Linked DNA regions of Homo sapiens: region 1 is linked to region 2. Evidence: read pairs that join two places in POLR2A ChIA-PET (ENCODE). Cell type or tissue: Panc1. All regions are shown on one strand. Links, peaks and the distances in the headings refer to the core of each region. The heading gives the core; the rest is flanking DNA.

Region 1 (17,240 bases), core at 4,992-12,991, 62 kb after region 2:
TATCAATAAGGATATAAATTGAACCACATAATTAACAGAAGTGATCTAATTGCTTATATAGAACACTGAACTTAACAACTGTAAAACACAAATTATTTTAAACATTCACAAAGAATGTATCCTCAACCAACAGGAAGGAGAAAGCCATCTGGGACATATATGCTCAACTGGTGGATGGGGAGCTAGAGAGAGAGAGAGAGGGACCTGTGGGCCATGGTCTTTATTGGGGTCATTACCCAAGCAGGTTTTCCCACAAGGCGTTCTAACTGATGGGTTTAAAGCAAGTTGGCAAGAGTTCCATGGGGTCACACTGTGACTGAGAGGGGCTACTGTGGCATATCTGCGCAGTCCTTGGGGGTTAAGGGGATCAGAGGGGTGAGTGAAGTAGGTTGTATCTAACCATTCCATAGGGAGGTGGTTGTATAAGGCAGATAACTGGATACACTGCATTAAGGAACTGTAAGGAAGTGGACAACTGGAAAGTGTGTCAAAGGTGACTATGTCCTGCTTCTGATATCTGGTATGAGAAAGCTAAATTTATATTTAAATGGATGTTGAAGTAACATAAAATTATAGGAATTAACTATATTTCTAACTAATTCATGAGCCAAAGAAGAAATCACAAGTGAAAATATTTTGAACTAAATGAAAATGAAAATACAACGTCCAAATTTGTAGGGTGTAGCAAAAGTAGTGCCTAGAGAAAAATTTAGAAACTTGAATGCATATATTAGAAAGTAAGAAACATATAAAATCAATAATCTAAGCTTTCATATTAGGGAACTAGAAAAATAAGGGCAAGTTAAATCCAAACTAAAGAAATAAATAAAAATTAGAGCAGAAATCAATGAAATCTGAAACAAATCGGTAGAGATAAATCAATAAACTCAAAAGATGGTTCTTTGAAAAGATTAATAAAATCAATAAGCCTCTAGCCAGGCTAAGACAAAAAGAGAGAAGACACAAATTACTAATATCAGAAATGAAAGAGAAACATCACTACAGATCCCAAAGACATGAAAAGGATAGTAAATGAATATTATGAACAACTCTGTGCCCATAAATTTGATAAGCTAGAAAAAAATGGAACGATTTCTTGAAAGACACAATCAACCAAAGCTCATACAAGAAGAAGACAATCTGCATAGGCCTATATCTCTTAAACAAATTAAATCAATAATTAATATCCTTCTAAAACATAAAGCACCTAAGCCAGCATGGGTCCATTGATGAATTCCACCAAATGTTTAAGGAAGAAATTACACCAATTATCTATAATCTTTTAAGACAATAGAAACAGGTGAGTACTTTCTACCTCATTTTATGAGGCCAGCATTACCCTAATACCAAAACAACACAAGGACATTACAAGAAAAGAAAACCATAGAGCAATATCTCTCATGAACATATATGCAAAAGTCATCAACAAAATATTAGAAAATCAAATCCAACAATGTACAGAAAGAATTATATACTACACCAAATGGGATATATTTCAGGTTTGCAAGCCTGATTCAATACTAAAAACTCAATTAATGTTATCCATCACATCAATGAATTAAAAAAAATCAGAAAATGTTTAAAGTGGAATGATAATGAAAATGTACATATCAAAACTGTGACTCACAACTAATGCTGTACTTAGAGATGTACCGCTTTAAAGACTTTTTAGAAAATAAGAAAATTAGAAAAATAACAGTAAATGAAACCAAATAATAGCAGATATGGTAATATGGTAGTTAGTAATCACCTTTGGTTCTGGAACATTTGAAATGTGGCTAGACTAAATTGCTCTAAGTGTAGATTATACATGGAATTTTGAGAATTTAATATGAAAACAATAACAAAATATCTAAATAACATTTTGGATATACTGGGTTAATAAAATACATGATTAATATTAATTTAACTTTAAAAAATATTTTTAATGTGGCCACTAGAAAAAGTTAAACTACATATCTGACTTGACTTGTACTATATTTCTTTTGGACAACGCTGATCTAAAGCTAGGATTTACCAATTTTACTCTTGGGTATATTCCCAACAGAAATGTTTATATGTGCCCTAAATGACAAGCACAAGAATGTTCATAGCAGTGTTATGCATAATAACCAAAACCTGGAGACAACACAAATGTCCAGTGGTGGAATGGATAAATAAATAGAGTGTTACTATAATATAAGATACATGTAGCAACAAAAGTGAATAAACTATAGCTACATGGACCAAAATAGATGACTCTCATAATATTAAGTGAAAGAAATCATCTCGTTTGATTTCATTTATTTAAAAATGGGGAAAAATAAGCTACACTATTAGAAGTCAGAATAGCAGTTAATTAACTTGGGGAGAATTGTGAGTGTAGGTACTGGGGGAAGTCTTTGGGAAATTGGCAATGTTCTATGACTTAAATGGGAGGTTGTTACATGCTTACCTGTGAGAACTCATTGAGCTGTGCATTTATGTACACTATGTGCACTTTTCTGTATGTTATTCTTCACAATAAAAAAATTATGAGAGGTTAGTGAGACTTCTAGCAATTTGTTGCAAGTGATTTTAATTAATGTAAGGTCTTCTTGAAAATTAAGCTTTTTGTGGCTGGTCTATTGCAAATTGCAAAAAAACAAATTAAGAGTTGTTTTTTAAAGACCATATTCTGCCCAGTAAGGAAATACTGATTCTTTCTAAATAATTCTAGGTATGACTCCCCAGTTTAAAATTTTAAAAATCTTTGTCCTTTGCTTGGTCACTAGGCTTGGCATGACAGTACAGCTCCTGACAAATATGTCAATAATGTTGACAAAAATAAAATATAGAATCTGAGAATTGCAAAATTTAAAGGGGTCATCCATTCTACATTTTTTTGACTTAGAATTTGTGTGTGTGTGTGTGTGTGTGTGCATGCATCTGATGAAATCTGGGACACTTCCTTTTAAAAATGCATACATGTGTAATATACACAATATATATAATTTCAGGTGGTTTGCCATGATAGTTTATCCAATCTCTGTTATTTGGTAGATAATGCTCCAGGCAGAAACAGTCTAAGAGGCAGAGCTGGTTAGTGGAAAAACCAGGAATGGTATTAAAGACACAGTCACCAAACCAGCCATTATTCTTTCAAGTGAAGCAGCTGCTTTTCCCTTCCCCTGTGTTCCCATCTGTGCACTGCTGTTGTTCACATTAAATTCTCATATAATTATGTCCTTATCCTCTTGTCTACTTGGGAAGAGCCTTCAGCTGTGAAGATAATTCCCTTATCTCCTTTTAAAAAATAACATCCCGTAAGTTGCCATGTATCACTGTTACCATTCCAATTACATTGTAGAGACCATGCCTTATTTGTCTTTGTTTTCCCCAAACCACCTAGCTAAGTACAAGGAACAAAACTCTTACAAAATAAGCAATTGTTAAATTAAAATGACATGCAAATAAATATCTGGCTGAAACTTCATGACAGAACTATATCTCATAATACAGGGTCATTGTGAACTAAAATGCTGATTTCAGACTGACCTAATGTGAATATGGACTCTGCCTTTTACTAGTTGTATGTTGCTGGGTGTATGACAACCTCAGTCTTAGTTGGTAAATCTGATAGCATTAAGCATACTTCATAAGATCATTGTGAAGACTGAGGGAAAAACAGTAATCTACATAAAATGTCTCAAGCAGCGTCTGGCATAGTAAAACCTTAGAAAGTAGCTATGATTTTTGTTATGGCATATTCGACTCTGAATTAAAGATCCAGTAGGAGAAACATAGACTGAGAATCTTAGAAGACTTCGAATCTTCTGATCCAGGAATTGTTCACATATTGTTTTAACAGATTCTGCCTTTGCTCAACCTATTCCAATGGCAGAGAATTAACTAGAACTGACTAAAGCAGCTCCAATTCTCCCGAAGTTCTTCCTTATTATTAGGTTGCACTGTATGAAATTGCCCTTTGTAAGTCAAAGTGATCGAATTATGAATATTTTTTTGGCTGGGCTTGGTGACTCATGCCTGTAATCCCAGCACTTTGGAAGGTCAAGGTGGAAGGATCGCTTGAGGCCAGGAGCTCAAGACCAGCCTGGGCAACATGGTGACATCCCATCTCTAGAAAGAAAAAAAAAGTTAGGGAGGCATGGTGGCACAAACCTGTAGTCACAGCTACTTGGGAGACTTGAGAAGCAGGGATCACTTTAGCCCAGGAGTTTGAGACTGCAGTGAGCTATGATTGTGCCAGTGCACTCCAGCCTGGGCGACAGAGAGAGCCCCTGTCTAAAATGATAATTAATAATAATAATATCTAATAAAATGGCCACAAATCTGCCTGTTATTTTCTCTCAGTTTAGTTCAACGTCCATTCTCTCCTTTTCCTATATGATAGCCCTTTAGAAATAATGCGGAATCAATAGTGAACATGATAGACCTACTCCTGCCTTCATTGAGGCTTACATGCTCGCCAAAGAAACAACAAGGAAATAAGCTATTATGTATAATTTTCTGTCTCAAGGAAGTGAAAGAAGAACATTTGAAGTAAATGGCTTTGTGGAGGGAATTCCTATAGAATATATCATACAGGAAGGTTTGTGAGTATAGAGCAGTGCAGTTCAATAGAACTTTCTGTGATGATGAAAATATTCTGTATCTGCCCGGTCCAATATGATAGCCACTAGCCACATATGGTGATTGAGCACTTGAAATGTAACTAGTGTCAAGTGACTGAGGAAATGAAACTCGAATTTAACTTAATTTTAATTAATTTCAATTTAAATAGCCACATGTGGCTAGTGGCGACCAGATTGAACAGAGCAGATACAGAAGAGCAAATAGCAGTGATAAATGAGGCTGGAAAAGTCAGCAGGGTCCAGATCTGGAAAAATTTTGAGAAGTACATTAATAATAATAGACGTTATCTTGAGACCCACAGAGAATCCTGAAAGGGTTTTAAGTTCCAGAGAATAACACAATCACATATGTGTTTTTGTTTGTTTGTTTGTTTGTTTTTTTGATACAGAGTCTCGCTCTGTCACCCAGGCTGGAGTGCAGTGGCACAACCTCGGCTCACTGCAACCTCCGCCTCCTGGGTTCAAGCGATTCTCCTGCCTCAGCCTCCCGAGTAGCTGGGATTACAGGCTTGCACCACCACACCCAGCTAATTTTTGCATTTTTAGTAGAGACGGGCTTTCACCATATTGTCCAGGCTGGTCTCAAACTCCTGACCTCTTGATCCATCTGCCTTAGCCTCCCAAAGTGCTGAGATTACAGATGTAAGTTTTAGAAAGATAATTCTGGCTGTCTTGGGGAGAAAGATGGGAGGTGGGTAGAGACATTGATCTTGTCTTTAGAAGTTTCATCTATAAGGGGAAAGATGGGAAAAGAAGCAGAAAAATGACTGGAGGATATCTCAGAGATACAAAGAAGTGTATAATCGACCACACCCAGCCACATACAATACTCATATATGTATTTATATACGTTGCACATAGTATTTGTTAACAGTAATGACCCATATTTCTTGCTTTTTTCCTAGTTGCTCACAGGGCAACTAGCCTCTTAAGCGTTTCTGGGTGTCCCCAAAGGTACCTGAGCTCAGAAGTAAGTCTGTCAACAGAGTATCCATGCAGCATCCACCTTGTACATTTTACTCCGCTCTTCTCATGGTCCTCACCACTGAGGCTACTTTTGACTGTGGCCATGCTGAGAGGTGACAGCGTGCTGGCAGTGGTGACAGCGTGCTGGCAGTCCTCACAGCCCTCGCTCGCTCTTGGCGCCTCCTCTGCCTGGGCTCCCACTTTGGCGGCACTTGAGGAGCCCTTCAGCCCACCGCTGCACTGTGGGAGCCCCTTTCTGGGCTGGCCAAGGCCGGAGCCGGCTCCCTCAGCTTGCAGGGAGGTGTGGAGGGAGAGGCGCGAGCTGGAACTGGGGCTGCACGCGGCGCTTGCGGGCCAGCTGGAGTTCCGGGTGGGCGTGGGCTTGGCGGGCCGCGCACTCGGAGCAGCCGGCCGACCCTGCCGGCCCCTGGCAATGAGGGGCTTAGCACCCGGGCCAGCGGCTGCAGAGGGTGTACTGGGTCCCCCGGCAGTGCCAGCCCACCGGCGCTGCGCTCGAGTTCTCACCGGGCCTTAGCTGCCTTCCCGCGGGGCAGGGCTCGGGACCTGCAGCCCGCCGTGCCTGAGCCTCCCACCCCCTCCATGGGCTCCCGTGCGACCCGAGCCTCCCCGATGAGCGCCGCCCCCTGCTCCACGGCGCCCAGTCACTTCCACCACCCAAGGGCTGAGGAGTGCGGGCGCACGGCGCGGGACTGGCAGGCAGCTCCACCTGCAGCCCCGGTGCGGGATCCACTGGGTGAAGCCAGTTGGGCTCTTGAGTCTGGTAGGGACGTGTACAACTTTTATGTCTAGCTCAGGGATTGTAAATACACCAATCGGCACTCTGTATCTAGCTCAAGGTTTGCAAACACACCAATCAGCACCCTGTGTCTAGCTCAGGATTTGTGAATGCACCAATGGACACTCTGTATCTAGCTACTCTGGTGGGGACTTGGAGAACCTTTGTGTGGACACTCTGTATCTAGCTAATCTGGTGGGGAGGTGGAGAACCTTTTGTCTAGCTCAGGGATTGTAAATGCACCAATCAGCGCCCTGTCAAAACAGACCACTCGGCTCTACCAATCAGCAGGATGCGGGTGGGGCCAGATAAGAGAATAAAAGCAGGCTGCCCGAGCCAGCAGTGGCAACCCGCTCGGGTCCCTTTCCACACTGTGGAAGCTTTGTTCTTTTGCTCTTTTCAATAAATCTTAGTACTGCTCACTCTTTGGGTCCACACTGCTTTTATGAGCTGTAACACTCACCGCGAAGGTCTGCAGCTTCACTCCGGAGCCAGCGAGACCACTAACCCACCAGAAGGAAGAAACTCCGGACGCATCCGAACATCAGAAGGAAGAAACTCCAGACGCGCCACCTTAAGAGCTGTAGCATTCACCGCGAGGGTCCGCGGCTTCATTCTTGAAGTCAGTGAGACCAAGAACCCACCAATTCCGGACACAATGCTAATGATCTCAGTGCTCTGAAAGCCAGTAATTCTTAAATTGCCAAGAAAGGCACTCTGTTCTCTGTGGAAGGGGGAGTAAAGCCCCTTCCTGAGCAACCTAAGATACAATTCTTGGCTAATCATCCCCTTTATACTCAGAGCAGTTTCTTTACCCATGACCTTCTGGCTTTTTTTTTTCCTCTCTACCCTGTCTAACCCTACCTATGGGATATGAGAAAACAAAACAGAATGACAAAAATAAGTCTCCAGGAACTGATGATGGTAAGGTGCTATTGGGTCTGTCCTAAATAATTTTGTTTCCCCCTTCTAGAAACCAATGCAGACATGCACATGCACATTACATCCCCCACGTCTTTTCTGGCACACACCACACAGAAGCACATACACTTTATGCACAAAGACATCTTCATCTCCTAGCACTTCAGGGGACATTCCCATACAAGGCTGAATTCACTTGGGGTTGAGCCAGCACCACGCCTATTCCATGTATGTTTCTGCAAAAGAAATGGACGAAGGAGTACATAAGCAATCACAGCTCAACAGTCAGATATAGTAATACTATGCATGGAGTTGGAGCAATAGCGTGGCATAAAGTGAAGTGCATGGACCCTGGTGCCAGCCTGACCTGGATTCAAATCTCACCCTGGTCACATTTACTAACTGGGTGGTCTTGGGCAGATCACTTAAGCACTCTGAACTTGTTTTCAATTCTATAAATACCATCTCTTTGGAGGGCTGTAAAAATTAAAAATAGCACATGCGCAGTGCCTGTACCTAGAAAGTGCTCAATAAATGAAAGCTGCTGTTACTACATTGGTGTTGGAAGCTCGGGATGCCACTTGTGAAGGGGGCACAGAAGAAAGGTCAGACTGCCACCATACCCTGAGGGCTCATCTAGTATAGTTCCCTCATTTTATGGTTGAGGACACTGAAGCCAGAGATAGGAAGAGACTTGGTCAAGGTCACACAGCAAATCAGTAACAGAGCCAGGCCAAGATTCCAAGTGTTTCTGGAAAGGTTCAGCCCAATGCTCTTTTCTGCAGCCCCTATTGTCCTCTGATATGACAATGTGTACTCCTGTTCTGCCCCTGGGGATTGTCCACTCAATGGGTGGGCACGAGAAAGAGCAGATGAGGTGTTTGTGGTAAAGCCTAAGCCAGTGCAGCCATCCCCGTCGCCATGGCAACCCCAGCGCGGTTGGGGAGGACCCGCTCCTCCGGCGCCCCCTCCCATTCACGCAGCGGACGTGACACGTGCGGCGGGGTCACGTGTTGTTGTTGGGCCGGGAAAGCTGCTTCCGGGTCAATGCAGGACACTGGGCTCCGGCGGCCAGAGTGGGGGACTAGGTGAAGCGGCGCCGGGCCGGGGCTGGCCGGGACCAGGCCCGAGGCTGAGCGGCGGCGACAGCGGTGGCCGGGAGGGGGGAGGAGAGGCGCAGCCAGAGGAGCCGCCGCAGTAGCTCCCCCGCCTCCCGGGCTGAGGGGTGAGTGGAGCCGGGCCCGCTGGCTCTGCCGGGCTCTCGAGGCCCGAGGCGTTCCCCTCTGGAGCCGAGGCGCGGAGGGTCGCTCCTGCAGGGTGCTGGGATAGGACACTCGGGGAAGGGTGAAAGCCACATGGGGCCTGTCTCGAGCAGCTGTGGGGATGGGAGACCTGCCCTGGGGCTAGAGGGAGGATGGGGCCTGCCTGGCCTGGGCTATGGCGGAGCTGGGAGGGTCTTGGGCTGGGCTGGGCTGGGCTGGGCTGGGGGACTGGTCCCGGGTTGGAGGAGGGCGTGTTGGGGAGCCTGCCCGGGTTCCTGGGAGAATCTAGGCGTCTCACCTTGCCCCAGCGTGGGGGATGGGTAGATGCCTCCCAGCTGTTAGAAGAGGGAGACGTGTCTGGGACTGCTGGGGAAATAGGAAACTTGTCTCTGAACTACTGAATCCCAGAAAAGAGGACATGTCCCCAGGGAGGTTTGCTGGGGGAAGGACGGGCATGTCTAGGCCCTTGGGACATTAGGCCTGCTCTTACCAGGGGCTGATAAAAGGATGTGGATGTGGTAATTGAATAAGGGCTTTTGGGAGAAAAGATTTGCCCCAAGGTTGGGAGACTGAGAACGAGGGTGTTGGACTGACAGGCGGGTGCCTTGTCGTGGGATCTTGGGGGAAGTAAGGATCTGTGTGGAGCTTCTCTGTTGAGTTCTAGGTCCGCTAGTAGGAAGACATTCTGGGAATTGGTGAAGAGAGGAGATTTAATAGTCTTTTCTTGGGACACAGTGATTCCAGAAGTTGTAGTTGAGGAAAGTTGGTTGGAAGTGTTGAACTGTATACAGTCAGTGGAGAAAGGAGGAGCTCTACTGTGAAGGTTGCTAGGCTACAAAGAGCTTGTAGGCAACGCCTAGGGCTGTTGAGAGAAGTTGGTAATGCTTTCAAGTCCAAATACAGGCTGAGCTGGGGCTTGTCCCTTGTTCATGTCATGCTGCTGTGGAGCTCTTACGTTTCCAGTAGTCTATCTTGAGCAAAGAGTATGAATAGGTGCTGAGGACTAAGGAAAACATTCACTCTTTGGGTCCTGAGATGCATTAGACCCAGATCTCTAGGGTGGTAGCTTTCAAACTTAAAAAAAAAAAAATTATGCCCCACAGTAATAAGTATGTCTTACATTCAGATCTAGTACATACGTAGGTATGAAGGGAAACTTTCACAAAGCAGTATTTACCCTTATTATATGTGATATGTTCTGCTAATTTCTATTATATTCCACCCTCTTGCATTAAAAAAAATGCTGGCTGACATTTACTAAATTGATGATTTGTGGGTCACAACTTGCAGTTTGAAAAACACTGTTTCTGAAGCACATTTATTTGGTGTCAATCAGTGTCCTCATTCTGTAAGCTTCTAAAGAGCAGGGATGATTCTAAGGAGATGGATTTTTTTTTTTTTTATTTTATTTTGGCCGGGGGAGAGGGAGGAGGGCAGCTAGGTGCAATTGATTGCTTCGGTTTAGATGTTTATACCACGTAGCATATTTGACCTGTGTTTTCTGAAGGACCATAATCTTGATCTTTAATATCTTGATGTTGCCTGATCATTTGATTGATGAAATTTTTTGTATGCGTGTGTGTTTTAGTTTCCTTTATCCTTTGCTGTGTCTGAGAAATATGAGAGGCCTAGTTCCACTTAGTTGCTTTATCACAACATAGTTAAAGAAATTTTATTTTACTGTTCCAATGTTGTGAAGATACACTGATTTTCTTTTCTGCTATTTAAAAACATCCCAAATTCTTCTTACTGCAGTAATTATTATGATATACTTTTTGCTACATGATGAAAAATATATGAAAAATACACGATAAAATATATACCAAAGCCATAGACATATTTAAAAGCCTTACAGTCTACGGCTTTGGTATATAAACTTAATCATAAACCTAAGTATAACTTTCAATCAGTTAACATCTTAATTCCCCTTACAAAAATTTTAGGTGGGGTCCTTAGAAAAATAGTATTAATTCATAATAAACATTAATGACTGTTGGTGAACAAAGTGAGAGTCCTTCATGTAATGTTAAATGTTGTAATGTTAAAGTCCTTTGAAAAGTTGTTACATAGCCTATTGCTGCAGGACATTGAGTGTCAAAGGATGTTGTCTAATTTCAGTAGGTACACAGGGTATGTATTTAAGACCAGTTTAATAGCGTTTCTTTTTTTGAGGATGAGTTCGTATTATTTGTAACATAGAATTCAAAGACACGGTCATCAGGACAGAAGTACCCAAGTTAAAACTTCATCAGTGGGGCCACATTCTTGATCAAATGCTTTACGAAAACATTCTATCATCTTTGAACTTTGTGTGTTATAAATCTTTCTTGCCTTTAATTATTTATTAGGTACTGATAGAGGCGTTATGCTGGCATATATCAGCCATCCTTTAAAAATGACCTCTTAATCAGGGAAATATTTGTTTTAAAATATTTAGCTTTAATGAATGTTTAAAGAAGATTTTGTTTTGTAGGTGCCTGGAACATTAAGGAAGATTCTTATTTATTTCATTTTTCTGGGAATCATATGTACTTGTCAATAAACAGTTACGGAGAAGTGACCCTGAGTGATTGTGTGTGCTTTTTAATAGTTTTTGTTTCTTCTCTGATCCTTAGACTCTTAAGCCTGTCCACCTGTAGCAGGCTCTTTTCTCCTTCTAATTTTTGCCTCCAAACTACTATGGTTTTGAAAATCAGATATTTATATTTGTTATATAATACTTTTTTTTCCTTTTCTTAGTGTGTGAACTGTGTGACATGTATGTTGGCTACTTAGAGACCAGTTTACTTAGTCCTGGGCTGTGTTTTAAATAAGTGAACTCTTTATATATTTTGGGCCTGGTTAGCTGTATAAGAAGTAATGTGAAACTGATAGTGATACAATTTGGGCTTAAAGGGTGAAGGAATCCTTATTTGCGATTGTTGCCTTTCTCCTACACGTGATTAGTTATTGAGATTTACTATTCCTCCCTTTTTCATGCTACCCATTCTGACTTACTTCTTTGGAATTAGAATGGTAATAACTGGACTGTTCCCATTGTCTTTTGCTTGCATAGCTTCATGAGAGAACTCTTCCAAAGGATATTGCTATGATTATTTCATTTCCCTCCTCAAAAACCATTAGCTGCTTTCCAGTACAGGCACTGAATAAAGCCCATGGTGTTTAGCTTGATATTTAGGGCCTTCTACAGACTTCCTCTACTTTTTTTCTGGCATCATCATTACACTCCTAAATGCAGTTCCTCTACCTGCCAAGGCCTCTGCTCATGTACCTTCCTTTGTGTGTAAAATTATCCCTGAAAGTCTGCATATAAAATGTTCCCTTTCTTCATGAAATCCTACTCACTCTCATTTCATTTCAGATGACCCCTCTTCTTTGAAGTCTTTGTTGCTTATGTTGTCTGTACTGCCTTTGCTATATTGCTTTGTATTATTTGTGCACCTTATTTTTATCCCTTTTAGATTATAAATGCGTGGTGAACAGGAGGCTCAAATATCCATGAAAAACTAGGACATCTAGCACAGGGTCTACCAGGGCGTAGTTCATAGACCAAGTAGATCAGAATTGACTGAACGTATGGTTAAAAATGCAGATCCGGCAAGGCATTGTGGCTCACACCTGTAATCCCAGCACTTTGGGAGGCCGAGGTAGGAGGATCGCTTGAATCCAGGAGTCAAAGCCAACCTGGGCAACGTAGGGAGACCCATCTCTATGAAAAATTAAAAAATTAGCCAGGCATAGTGGTATATGCCTGTAGTCCCAGCTACTTGAGAGGCTGAGGCCAGAGGATCACGAGCCTCAGAGGTTGAGGCTTCAGTGAGCTATGATTACACCATTGCACTCCAGCCTGGGCAAGAAGAGTGAGGCACTGTTTAAAAAAATAAATAAATAAATAAAATAAAATAAAATAAAGCAGATCCCTGAATTCTGACCTAGACTTACTGAATCAGAATCTCTGGTGGAATCTAGGAATCTGCATTTTATCAAGCTGTCTGGATGATTCTTCCATACAGTAAAAGTTAAAAGTCACTGACCTAGCCTGATGCTTTAAATTACAGTAGGTACTCAAATAACTTTTCAGCAAGTGATGTTAATGAACTGAGCAATATCATAATTCAGCAAACTGGTTTAATTTTAGGGCCTTGAAGTCAGCCTAGATTTGAGTCCTGGCTCTGTCACTAGCTCTGGGCCCGTAACCTCTCTGCTTCAGTTTTCTGATCTGCAAAATGGGATAATAGTACCCCTTATAAAAGTGTTGTGATAACTAAGTGAGATAATACATATAAAACAACACAGTACACAACACATAATAAACTTACAATAGATTTTATCTGCTGTCATGATGATGCCTAGCACAACAGTGGTCACCGCAGTAATAATAAAACATCATGAAGAGAGGTTCCAGATCAGTCATTGTTAACAAACAAATTGCTCATATGGTTTTAAGAACTAAGGCTTAAAATATTTTCTATTTTACATTAACAGATTGTGGCCCTATGTGGTGTTTAAAGTCATAAAGGTGTTTCCGCCTTCTTTAGAAGAATTGGTATCAAATTAGCATGTTAGGATTTTTCCCCTTCATCTCCCCACTGATGGAAGAATAAAGTGCAAACTTTTGAATGGTGGACCTTAGCCCCTTACCATCTGGCCCTACCAATTCTTTATTTTCTAGCCGTCTTCCCACATATACTCTATACTCTACACCAACTACACTACATTTCTCACTTTATTTTGCATTTCTCACTCATTTGTGTTTGTGCAGATGCTTTCCCCTTCTTTTCATCTAGTACATTTCTGCTGCTGTCTTGTAAAACTCAGTTTTACATGTGACTGACCTCCTTAGTGAAGACAGTCACTCCCTCAGTGTTCTCAAAGTCCTTTGTCCATGCTTCTTATATATTACCTTTGTGTACATTTGTCTTTTTGGAGGGAAAAACGATTTAATCCTGGCATGTATTCCCACCTCTGCCAAAAGGGGAGGATGTTTGTTTATTTGACTCATATCAGCTCCTCCATTTGTCTGGACGTCTCAGCTTTCACAATAATAACTAGTTTATTGACCACTTACTTCATGCCAGGTACTTAACTAGATGCTTCAAAAACTTTATTTCATGTAGTCTTCACAATAACTGTGAAATGGCTATTAATAGCTTCATTTTACAAGTGAGGAAGCAGGCATAGAGATAGGTAAGTAACTTGTTCAAATTACACAGTAGTCATAAGTGAACTCAGAACTAACTGAAGACCATGCTTTTAATCACAGTGCTCTTCTAAAAATGAAATTTAAACAGGTAGCCCATTTCCCAAATTCAGGATCTTAAAACTGTGTGAAACTTTGATTAATCACTAATCATTCTTAGGAATGTGATCCATAACAAGTACTATTGTGAAAAGTTATTTAAAACTGTTCTTGGAATAATGCGTTTCCGGTGATTTTCAAAATTTTTCTTCTCATTCTGCCATTGGTGAGCTTCATTTTCATTTCACTGTCAGAAGGTGTTGCTTCATGTCTATTGATAATGAAATTCACTTTTCCATTTATCCAATGAATATTTTTTAATCATATGCCAGGCACTGCTCTGCACAAAACTGAACTGGACTGACAAATCCCTGCTTGTGTGGGACCTATCTTCTGCTGGAGAACAAACACTGAACTAACGGATTATGATAAGTGCTATAAAGAATGACAGAGGGTGAAGTGACTATGAGTGATGGTGGCAGTAGTGCTATTTTTGATGGGGTGGTCAGAAGCAGCCTCTTTGAGAGGGTGACATTTGTGTTTAAATTTGAGACTTAAACACTGAGATGAAGCAGCTCTGCCAAGAGACAGGAAAAGGGCAATCCTGCAAATGCAAAGGCTGTAGGGGGAAATCAGCTTGGCAAGTCTGAGAAATAGAAAACCACGGAGGCTGAGTAGTGGGCCAGGAAAGGAGTGGGAGGAAATGAGGTTAGAGATGTAAGCAGTGATCAGATTAAATGAATCCTTGGCGACCATGATGAAGAGATTGGATTTTATTCTGCATGTGAAGGGGAGCCATTGGAGAGTGTAAAGGACATGATTTGACTTAAATTTTGAAAAGATCACTTGGCTGCTTTGTGGAGAATGATTTGTATAAGAGTCAAGAGGGACCAGGGCGGAGGCTAATGCAGAGGTCCTGGTGAGAAGTTGATGATGGCTTGAACAAGAATAAAGTAATAGAGATGGACAAAATTGGGCAAAATTGGGATATTTTGGATGTGGTATTGATAGGTCTTGCTGATTAGTTACACAGGGGTATGAGAAGAAGAGAAAAGTCAAATATAACTTCCAAGATGGGAATGAGTGGAAGAGGAGCAGATTTGGAGAGGGAATTCAGAGTTCTGTTTTTGCCTTCCTGATCATACTATCCACTAAGGATACCACTATTCTGAATTTTGTGTTTTTTTCTCTGCCTTTTCTTTACAGTTTTTGCCATATATGTACGCAACCTTAAATGATAAGATGGCTAATTTCCATGTTTTAAAATTTTGTATAAATGGAATTATACTGTATATATTCTTGTGATTTTTTTTTTTTTTTACCCATTCAGCATTGTTTTATTTTTCTGCCCTGTGTGAACAAATCAACACTGTTTTTCAAAAGCCATTCATGTTGATGAGGAAGTAGGCATAATGAACTACCAATTGTTAATTTCCATTGCTGTGTAACATTTTATTTTATGAATATATTGTAATTTACCCAATTGCCTGTTCTTAGATATAAGGGCTTCTCCACACTGCATTCCCCCCCACCGCAATCCTCCCAGGATTTTTGCAGTTTTAAGCAATGCTGTTGTTACGGACATTCTTTTACTTATTTCCTGGTGCACACTACAAGTTCCTGTAGAGTTTATACTGAGAAGTGGAATTGCTAGATCATAGAGTATGTGCGTCTTCAACTTTACTAGACAGTAATAAATTATTTTCCAAGGTGTTTGTACCAGTTGATACTCCCACTGGCTACATTGCCAGTTTCTGTTCTTCTGCATTTTCTCCAACACTTGGTATTGTCAGAGTTTTTAAGTTTTGCTGATTTGCATAAAATGGTATCTCATTGAGATTTTAATTTTTGTCTCTGAAAATTATTGAACGTGAGCATCTTTTACATATGTTAAACATTTTAATTTTATCTTTTAGTAAGTACTTGTTTATGTCTTTTGTCCATTTTCCTATTAGGTTGTCTTCCTCCTTCTTACTGTTTTTAAGAGTTCTCTGTATTAGTTACACGTGTTGCAAGTATCTTTTTTCCAGTTTTTGGCTTGTCTTTTCATGTTTTTAATGTCTTTTGATGATTGAAAGTATTTCTTTTTTCTTTCTTTTTTTTTTTTTTTTTTTTTGAGACGGGGTCTTGCTCTGTTGCCAGGCTCGAGTGCAGTGGTATGATCTCTGCTCACTGCAACCTTCACCTCCTGGGCCCAAGTGATCCTCCCACCTCAACCTCCCAAGTATCTGGGACTACAGGCACATGCCACCATGCCCGACTGATTTTTTTGTGGAGATGGGGTCTTGCTATGTTGCCCAGGCTGGTCCTGAACTCCTGGGCTCAAGCGATCCTTCTGCCTTGGCCTCCCAAAGTCCTGGAATTACAGATGTAAGCCACCATGACTGGCCAAGTTTTCATTTGGCTGCTTAACTTTATTTTTATGGATTTTAAAAATGTTTTCTTTATGAAATATTTCCCTAAATCAAGATCATAAAGTTCTTTTCCTATTAGAAGAAATAACTTATTTTTTTCTCAAGGAGATAAAGTTTGCTTTCATATTTTATGTGGAGGTGAATTTTTTGGTAAGGATTCAATTTCATCTTTTCCCAGATTGTTATTCACTGTCCTAGCACCAATTATTGAATAGCTTAATGTTTTTCTAGTGATCTCTGTGCTGCTTCCCTGCCATATTTACATGGGCATGTTTCTGGGCTCTGTTCTCTGTTTCATTGGTCTATTTTTCTTCCCCAGGGTTGTTTAACAGAATACAGTTGATTCTTGTTATTTACAGTACTTTTATGTGAAGTTGCCATGAACAGTGAATTAATGAATATGGAAATTGTTACTCCTAGGGGAAATATAGGATTAGGTTCCTGCGAGCCTCTGATCATAACATTTTTGTCAAGTGATAAATAGATAATTTTGTTTTATATTAGTTTCTGTTTAAAGACATTTAATATGTATCATTGATTCGTTAACATTGAATTAACTGCAAACAGCCCTAAATTCATACCTGAATAAAGTGATCTAATTGTGCATTTTCTCCATAAGGCATATTGCAGCTTCCTCGTGCTTCATGCTTTAGAAACACTAGATGGCATTTCAACACTACCCTTGGGGACCACTTAAATAGTGAAGTCACCAACAAAAAGCACAAAAATATGAAAAGCATGGCACTAGATAGATCATGGAAAGGACACTTGTTTATATTTTGAGAGCTGAAACAAGAAGGCGTAGTGCCACCTTGTTCTACCTCAGCAGGGAACATACCCGTTGAACAACTCAAATTTTTTGTCACTTTGTGCTTATCTGCAAATGACCACAAAAATGCTGCAAGTATTGATTTTGTTGTAACAAGTACCTTTTGGCAAGTAGGGAAATTTGTAGATAGGGAATTTGTGAAGAATGAGACTCAACCTATGAAATACTGGGAGAGAGGTAGTTTTTTAGGAAACTTAGCA
Region 2 (8,000 bases), core at 1-8,000:
AGCAGGGAGAGCAGACCTTGGGCATGGAGGGATACCTGCTACTTACAGGTCACAGATAGGGAAGGCAGAAGGAGGCAGCCAGGTGATTTTCATCCCATATTCAGTCTGATGGTCTCTCTATACATTTCTCTATATCTCACATCCCTCTAGTCCTTTACAGATTGCTGATCACTCATGACATATTACTTCATTTTATCTCACAACTCTCCAGCAATAGGCAGAGCAGGCATGATTATCCCCATATATTTATTAGACAAGTAAATGAGCTCAGAGAAGGCGAGTGGTTTTCCCCCACATTCTCACAGTGGAACACAGCCAGAACCAAAACCCAGCTCGCTCATGGTGGTCTGCCATGTAGACATGCCCACTGAGTCAGAGGATGCCCCTGTTGCTTCACTCCTGGGGAGGCAGCCAGCAAGTGTTCTTGGTCACAATGGCAAAAGGGGCAATGGGACCTGCTGCTCTTGAAAATCTACACAGCAGTGGCAAGTTGCCAAGTTCTGTGTGTTAATCACTATGCATTCATCGTCAGTGTCTCTATGATGGATAAAGCCCCATGAACTCAGGCTCCACTGATTCAGAATTTGTGATTCTCCATCCCAAACTGTGCTTAGATCTATCTTTGAGCCCCTTGGGATTGGGATGTAGATCCATACTGTTGACCAGATGGGAGAAGGCTTGTTTAACCTACTAAAATGAACACACAGTTTTTAATGGACTTAGCATATATGCTGCCTGAGCTGCAAAATTATTCTAATTTCAAATGAGTTCTGTCTACTCAGTAAAACAATCTTCTAATTTGAAATAGCATGACCATTGTAAGAGTATTTTCTAATTCCAGCCTTTCAGCAGTTCAAAAGTGCTTTTCGCCAGGTAGTCTTTATTAAAGATGTTCTGTTGTTACAATTTACAGAACTGGTTTTAAAATACAAATTTATCAGCTGGCACAGGGGCTCACACCTATAATCCCAGTACCTGGGGAGGCTGAGGCAGGAAGACCACTTGAGCCCGGGAGTTCTAGGTTGCATTGAGCCCTGATTAAGCCACTGCATTCCAGCCTGGATGACAGAGCAAGACCCTGTCTCCAAAAAAAAAAGAATTTATCGGCCAGGTGTGGTGGCTCACGCCTGTAATCCCAGCACTTTGGGAGGCCAAGGCGGGTGGATCACAAGGTCAAGAGATAGAGACCATCCTGGCCAACACAGTGAAACCCCGTCTCTACTAAGAATACAAAAATTTGCTGGGCATGGTGGTGCATGCCTATAGTTTCAGCTACTCAGGAGGCCGAGGCAGGAGAATCACTTGAATCCACGAGGTGGAGGTTGCAGAGAGCAGAGATTGTGCCACTGCACTCCAGCCTGGCAACAGAGCAAGACTCCGTCTCAAAAAAAAACAAAGAATGTATCACTGTGTTACTTGGCAGGTTGCTTCACTTCTCTGAGCCTCAATTTCCTCACCTGTAAAATTGGGATAAGAATTTTGCTTCCGTGAGCTCTAGGGATTAAGTGAGATAGTGGATGTAGCTCGTGGTAGCTGCTCACTGCCTGGCGATGCACATTTGAAGGTTGGCTTCAGCACGAGGAGGTGAGGAAGCCCTCCTGCTCTAGCTCTGAACAGAGCCCTTGGAGCTGGCACCCGCAGCTCATTCACTAGCTCATTTCTCACAGTCTCCAAAACTGTCTCATGTGCATGGACTACACCTCTTTTGAATAATAACCCAATAATCATCTCCTTTAGGAAATAAGAAAAACAAATCAACTGTCTTCTTCCAGGCAGTGCTCACAAACGCGATTCATTTCTGTTGACATCATATGCCCTGCCTCCTTTCTCTTCCCCCACTAAGCTGAAAGCTCTTTCATAAGAAAGATGCCTGGTCTCTCCCATGTCACAGCAGGACTGGGGTCAGGGGCCAAGACTCCAGGGAGTGCCCGGGCAATGATGACTTCCTCGTCTTTTCCTACATAGGTGGGCATTCACGCTGATCATCATCTCATCCTACACGGCCAACCTGGCAGCCTTCCTGACCGTGCAGCGCATGGATGTGCCCATTGAGTCAGTGGATGACCTGGCTGACCAGACCGCCATTGAATATGGCACAATTCACGGAGGCTCCAGCATGACCTTCTTCCAAGTAAACCCCATTTGGTTGCTCACCAGCATCGGGAATTGGGCAGAATAAAGTTGAGATGTTTCTCTGCTGGAGATAAAAACATCTCTCCGCATCTCATTATCTCTTTTGAACATATAGTTTGGAGGTCCACATGGGGCTCATTTATCTGCTGCTCCACAAAATACTCCTGGAATGAGGTCCCAAAAGAACTTTGCGTTAATATCAGCCGGTGCCAGAGTGGTGGTACTTGAGATGATTTTAGGTCTGATGTGGTGGAACTGTTTTTTAGTTGCCATAGTTTCATGTTTATATTAATGGCCATTAGAAAAAAAGTATATATATGCAGTGAATCAAACCTGTTGTTTTATTTATATTACTGCATAGAATGGGGTTAATGCATACATTTACATTTTTAAAGTGATTTAAATCGTATAGGTAGTATTTAGACAGAGCAAGATTCATACATGAATGACTGAAGTTTGAGGAACACCAGCTTAAGACGAACTGGCTTCACTGATTCCAGACTTGATAGGTATCAGATAGGGACCCTGTTGGCTTCTTTGAGTTTCCCTTGCAAGGCTCAGGAGAAAGCCCTGCCACAGCGATGTGTTCGCTGTCAAGCAAACTGATTGATCGCCAAGACTGACAGCCAGACCAGATGGAATAGTGGTTTTCATATGCCTCAAGCTCTCTTGGAAAGCAGGTTTCCCCTGGGGTTAAAAGGTGTCTAACCAACCTAATATCCAAGAAGTTCATTTTCCCATGAAACAAGTCCAATGCCTTCAGCTTTCTGTTTTCCAGGCAAGTCTCCGTGCCTACTGGCACAGACAACAGTGAAGTCATCATGCAAACACAGAGTTTGGATAGACCCCCAGAGTTCTCTGACTTGTTATTATTTGTAAAACAGCAGCCAGCATTGGATATGTGATTGATCAATTGGTTTAGGGTGGATGGAAAATAGGAAACTGCTTCTTCAAAGGGTATCTCTGTATAGTCCTAAATGAACCTAGTCCTAAATGAACCTAAGTTCACTGCCCCAAATTGAGGGACAATGAAGGTACCCAGCCAGAATTTCAGTTCTACCGGAAAATGGAGGTTGGCAGTAGAAGAGCTCTTGAGGGTAGATGAGGCAAAACCAATGACCAAATCAGGACCTTAGTGCGCTGTTGCTTCCTCATCTTTCTATAAAAGGTATCAAAGGCACAACTCCCTCCTCTGCCATTACACAGTGACAGTGAACATCTTGTGTTGAGAGACAGAAAGGGAAAAGGTTCTTGACTGTGATCAGCGGGTGGAGAAGCAGAAGGGCCGGCATCTTAAGGTGCACTTTGATTCCCTCTCTTTTTAAGCCAACGTTTCCTTCCTCTTTTCCCAATCCTGCTTCCTTTTGTTCTTTTCCCAGAATTCCCGCTACCAGACCTACCAACGCATGTGGAATTACATGTATTCCAAGCAGCCCAGCGTGTTCGTGAAGAGCACAGAGGAGGGAATCGCCAGGGTGTTGAATTCCAACTACGCCTTCCTCCTGGAATCCACCATGAACGAGTACTATCGGCAGCGAAACTGCAACCTCACTCAGATTGGGGGCCTGCTGGACACCAAGGGCTATGGGATTGGCATGCCAGTCGGTATGCGGGAGAGGAACAGCCTCTTTGGGTAGCTTTGTCCAGACAGGGTCAGGGTAGCTCAAACCACTGAATACAGCATTGAATCCAGTACCCCCTGTTGTTAGAACCAGTTTAACAGTGACTTTACGTGGGCATTCTAAAGTTTTTTTTTTTTTTTTAAAGCAAACACACATATTTCCTTTAATCAACGACCAGTGCTCAATCCTTAATTATTAAAGAGCTAGTTGATTAGTTACTGATTGATTAATTGACTAATTTAAAGGGCTAATAGTAATTATTAAAGGGCATGTTAATGTCTTTGGTGTGTATTTAGGCCTTTTGTTCCTTTTCTGGCTTGCTTCTCCTTGGCCATTTCTCTGTTGATTGCTATCTCTACTAGCAGTGGGAAGAAGGATGAGATGGTAAAATTTGAATCAGTTAATTTTGCTATTTGTTAGCGTTGCCAGTGAAAAGTTTACTTCTAAAGGAGACGGCCATGATTAGATGGAATGCTTTCAAATTATTTGTGGATTTCACTGATCCATCTATGGTAGGTCGGTGTGGGTCATGGAGAAGGGGCAGTAAGGCTCTGGTGTTCAGCCTGCTGACTGTCAGCCCGTCTTGTTGTATTAATAGGAGGATAGAGACGTTTGGCTTCCAGAAAGGTGTCCTAGCTGTGCTTTTTAAAAGGACATTCACACTTTGGACTTTGGGCCTTCCCCTGCTAACAGAACCTCCCCAAGAAGATGAGGAGAGAACATGTTTAGCTGCTGTGGTGATTGTGAAGGGGATCTGAATGTTCCTCCAGCCGCTTCTGACATGCACACTTGCCCCTTCACACACACACCATAGAGAGCCCGTGCTGTAGAGGGTTGTGCTGGTATGAGGGTGTTCTTGTACAAGGCAACAGGGGAAGAAGCAGGAATCGAGGCCATCAGACTCTGGGAGAAAATTGGTATACGGTATGCTCATCTTTGTAGTTACAGTACACATCCCTGCTGTTGATCTTTACCTTAGCTCAAAACTCTGTAAATTGCAGGATTCACTCACACCTGTGGAGTGTAACGAGCACGGGCTGGGAGTCAGGCAGACCCCGGGATGTGTTCTGGTCACTGGCTGTGGTACCTTAGATGCATTCTTTAGCCTCAGTTATCTAATTCATAAAATTAGGTTTCTAATACCTACATTATGGGGTTGGGAGGATTAAACCTGATAATCTAGTTAGGTGCCTTACCTCAGTGTCTCACACTGAGCCTACCTTGGGGTATATTAGTGTCCTTCTCATTTCTTCCATGGTTTCCTATGTTTTTATTTATTTATTTATTTATTTATTTATTTTTATTTATTTTTGAGATGGAGCCTCACTCTGTAGCCCAGGCTGGAGTGCAGTGGCACTATCTAGGCTCACTGCAACCTCCGCCTCCCACTTCAAGTGATTCTCATACCTCAGCCTCCCGAGTAGCTGGGACTACAGACGTGCACTACCACACCCAGCTAATTTTTGTATTTTTGGTAGAGACGGGGTTTCACCATGTTGGCCAGGCTGGTCTTGAACTCCTGACCTCAGGTGATCCACCCACCTCAGCCTCCCAAAGTGCTGGGATTACAGGCGTGAGCCACCACTACTTGACAAAAGCAAATGACTTAAATTCTGATCAGAAACAAAGAAAATGAACATAGGTAATAATATGGTTCATCTCTGAACTCTGTAAATTATGGCACTAGGAGTTCTGTGAACTGTGAACTGGAGGCTTCACTCTGGGTACTCAGAAACCTGCACACCCTCTATATGCTATTATATGTCATTGGTGTCCACTAATAATACAGATTATGGACACCTTTGAGAGATATACTCGCTGACATTTTGTTTCAAGATGGTAGCGTGAACTGCAAAATGAACTTAAGGCACACATTGATGATACTCTAGCAATTTGAACTAAATTTCAAATGCTTCCAAAGTTTTCATGGAACAAAACTATGGAGAGTTGGGGTAAGATAGACCACAACTCTAGAAATTTTCATCAATAACCAAGGAAAAATGGAAGGAAATTCATTTGCTCTATATCTGACATGACACTGTTTTCACATGTTCTCTCACTTAATAGTCCCCCCTGCAAGATAGATGTGGTTATTCCCATCCTATAGAGGACAGAACTCAGATTCAGAGCAGATAGATTACTTGTCCAAGGTCACAGAATAGGTAGAGAAGCTGGGTGTGAGCCTAGGATGCTTGTCTCCAGTCCAGTAATTCATTTACCAGACCATATTGCCAATGGGTCCTATCAGCTAGAAAGGACAGGATAGGTGGGAAGGTCTACTCTGAGCTAGCCCAGCTTCCCACATGAGGCTGGAAAGAACATTACACAGTTCATTGATGAGTCAGGATTTAGGTCCAGCTGGGAGTATGCCCAGGAGATACAAGCATGTATATCATTCTTAAGTGGAATGTAAGAGCCTAACTATGGAATAAGCAATGTGGTTAGACCCAGGAAAATTAAGCGAGACAGAACAAGGAACAAGATGGAAAATTAATCAGGTGGCTTAGGAACTAAGTAGGTAACCAAGGAGTAAGCAGAATAAGCCTTTCATGTGGCCCCTGGTGTGTTCTGAGGTTGGGTTGAACATGCCTTGAAACTGCTTGAAATGCTTTGCTGGGCTAGACAGTTCTCTCTAAACCTGAAATGTTCATTAGTCTCACCACCTAACAACATCTGTTAGACAACTCGTTCATGTGTCCATTCACGGCAGATGTGTAATAAGTACTTACTGTACTTGAAGCTCTGCTGGTGTTTGCCCATATCACTTGCACACGTTCAGTGCTGCAGGCTTGGGGTTCGGGTCCAACAATGTGTAAGATGTGTAATAAGTACTTACTCTACATGAAGCTCTGCTGGTGGTTGCCCAAATCACTGACACACATCCAGTGCTGCAGGCTTGGGGTTTGGGCGTCCAAGCATAGTTGTGTCTATAGTAGGGAAGGTTCTACTGTGGAGCTGTGGACTGTCACAGTTGGAAGAGATCTGGGAGATGTTCTAGTTCCTTGCCTCTTAAAGTGTGGTCCACGACCCAGCAGCATGGACATCACCTTGGGGCTTGTTGGAAATGCAGACTGTCAGGCCCCACCCCAGGCCTACTGAATCAGATTCTGCAGTTCAGCGAAATCCCCAGGTGATTGCAATGCACTTGAAAATTTGAAAAGCACTCATCTGTTTGTTCCAAGCTTCTGCCTGATCCTTCATGGTAGCCTTTCTCCTCTGGGGCATCTGTCCACATCCAGCCTTCATGGAGTTTGAGCAAGGAAACTGGGCAGCTTAGTTGTTTTCCAGCCTCTTGGCAGCTTTTTCTTAATAATGTCCCAGCCTGTGCTGGGACATTGAGCTTTCCGTGGTTTCACTTAAGCCTGTTTTTGTAATGAAATCTAAATTCTAGAACCAAAGCTCCTTGACAAAATCGCGTTAGAAAAATTAAAAAGAATGGTACTGAACAGAAAAAAACCTTCTTTTGAGGAGGGAAGGAGGACTGGGAGAAACAGGGTGATGGACAGGCCAGTGGGTTCTCGTGCACTCAGCAGGCAGTGCTGAGAGTGAGGAACACCTGGTGACCTGATTCTCACACTCTGGGGTGGCTCTTCTCTCATTGATTGGTGACTTCTCTGGATAAACAGTTGTCAGGTGTAATGTAGTGAGAGTTACAAGTGCCTAAGAAATTAATTAATTTATTTATTTTTGAAACGGAGTCCTCACATTCTGTTGCCGAGGCTGGAGTGTAGTGGTGCAATCTCAGCTCACTGCACCTCCGTCTCCCAGGTTCAAGCAATTCTTCTGTCTCAGCCTCCTGAGCAGCTGGGGCTACAGGTGCGCACCATCACACCCAGCTAATTCTTGTATTTTTAGTAGAGATGGGGTTTCACCATATTGGCCAGGCTGGTCTTGAATTTCTTGCCTCAAGTGATCCGCCCATCTCAGCCTCCCAAAGTGCTGGGATTACAGGCGTGAGCCACCGTGCCTGGCTGTGAGAAATTAATTTAAATAAAGTAGAAATTGGACACACCTGACTAAAAGGTTTGTGTCACAGAAACACAAACTTTGGCTTCCTGGAGGTGGATGGGATGCTTTGCAGCCAGCGTCCTGTGTGTCGGTGGGCAGGTTGTTTAACTTGGATAGACCATCTTTTTAATTTAGAAAGTGATGGTGCCCGGCTGGGGAAGTGGATGGCACAACTGCCTGGAAAGCCGTTTCTTGACCCATCTTGGGGTGTTTGGCCATGGGCTGGACCTGCCAGTC

What was found. Peaks named below come from ENCODE experiments on the same cell type or tissue, not always from the same donor. Only the 100,000 strongest peaks of a DNase experiment are listed, where the experiment ranks them.
Region 1: POLR2A ChIA-PET joins it to region 2 with 10 read pairs; 3 of 35 experiments call an interaction of 5 or more read pairs at or near these places.

The regions. Positions count from the first base shown.
Region 1 is chr11:121,015,771-121,033,010 of GRCh38, forward strand. It overlaps TBCEL-TECTA (TBCEL-TECTA readthrough), which reads left to right and starts at 8,332. Exons shown (of 30, transcript NM_001378761.1): 1 at 8,332-8,521. It overlaps TBCEL (tubulin folding cofactor E like), which reads left to right and starts at 8,332. Exons shown (of 9, transcript NM_001363644.2): 1 at 8,332-8,521. RefSeq lists silencers at 8,146-8,295, 8,316-8,585. In Panc1, for the core only: no CTCF peak of the experiment used is centred there; a DNase peak (open chromatin) is centred at 8,201; H3K4me3 peaks cover 1,914 bases; H3K27ac peaks cover 1,880 bases.
Region 2 is chr11:120,958,944-120,966,943 of GRCh38, forward strand. It overlaps GRIK4 (glutamate ionotropic receptor kainate type subunit 4), which reads left to right. Exons shown (of 21, transcript NM_014619.5): 17 at 1,966-2,131; 18 at 3,513-3,738. Among named protein-coding and RNA genes, the nearest start is that of TBCEL, 61 kb to the right of the region's middle. In Panc1, for the core only: no CTCF peak of the experiment used is centred there; no DNase peak of the experiment used is centred there; H3K27me3 peaks cover 3,473 bases.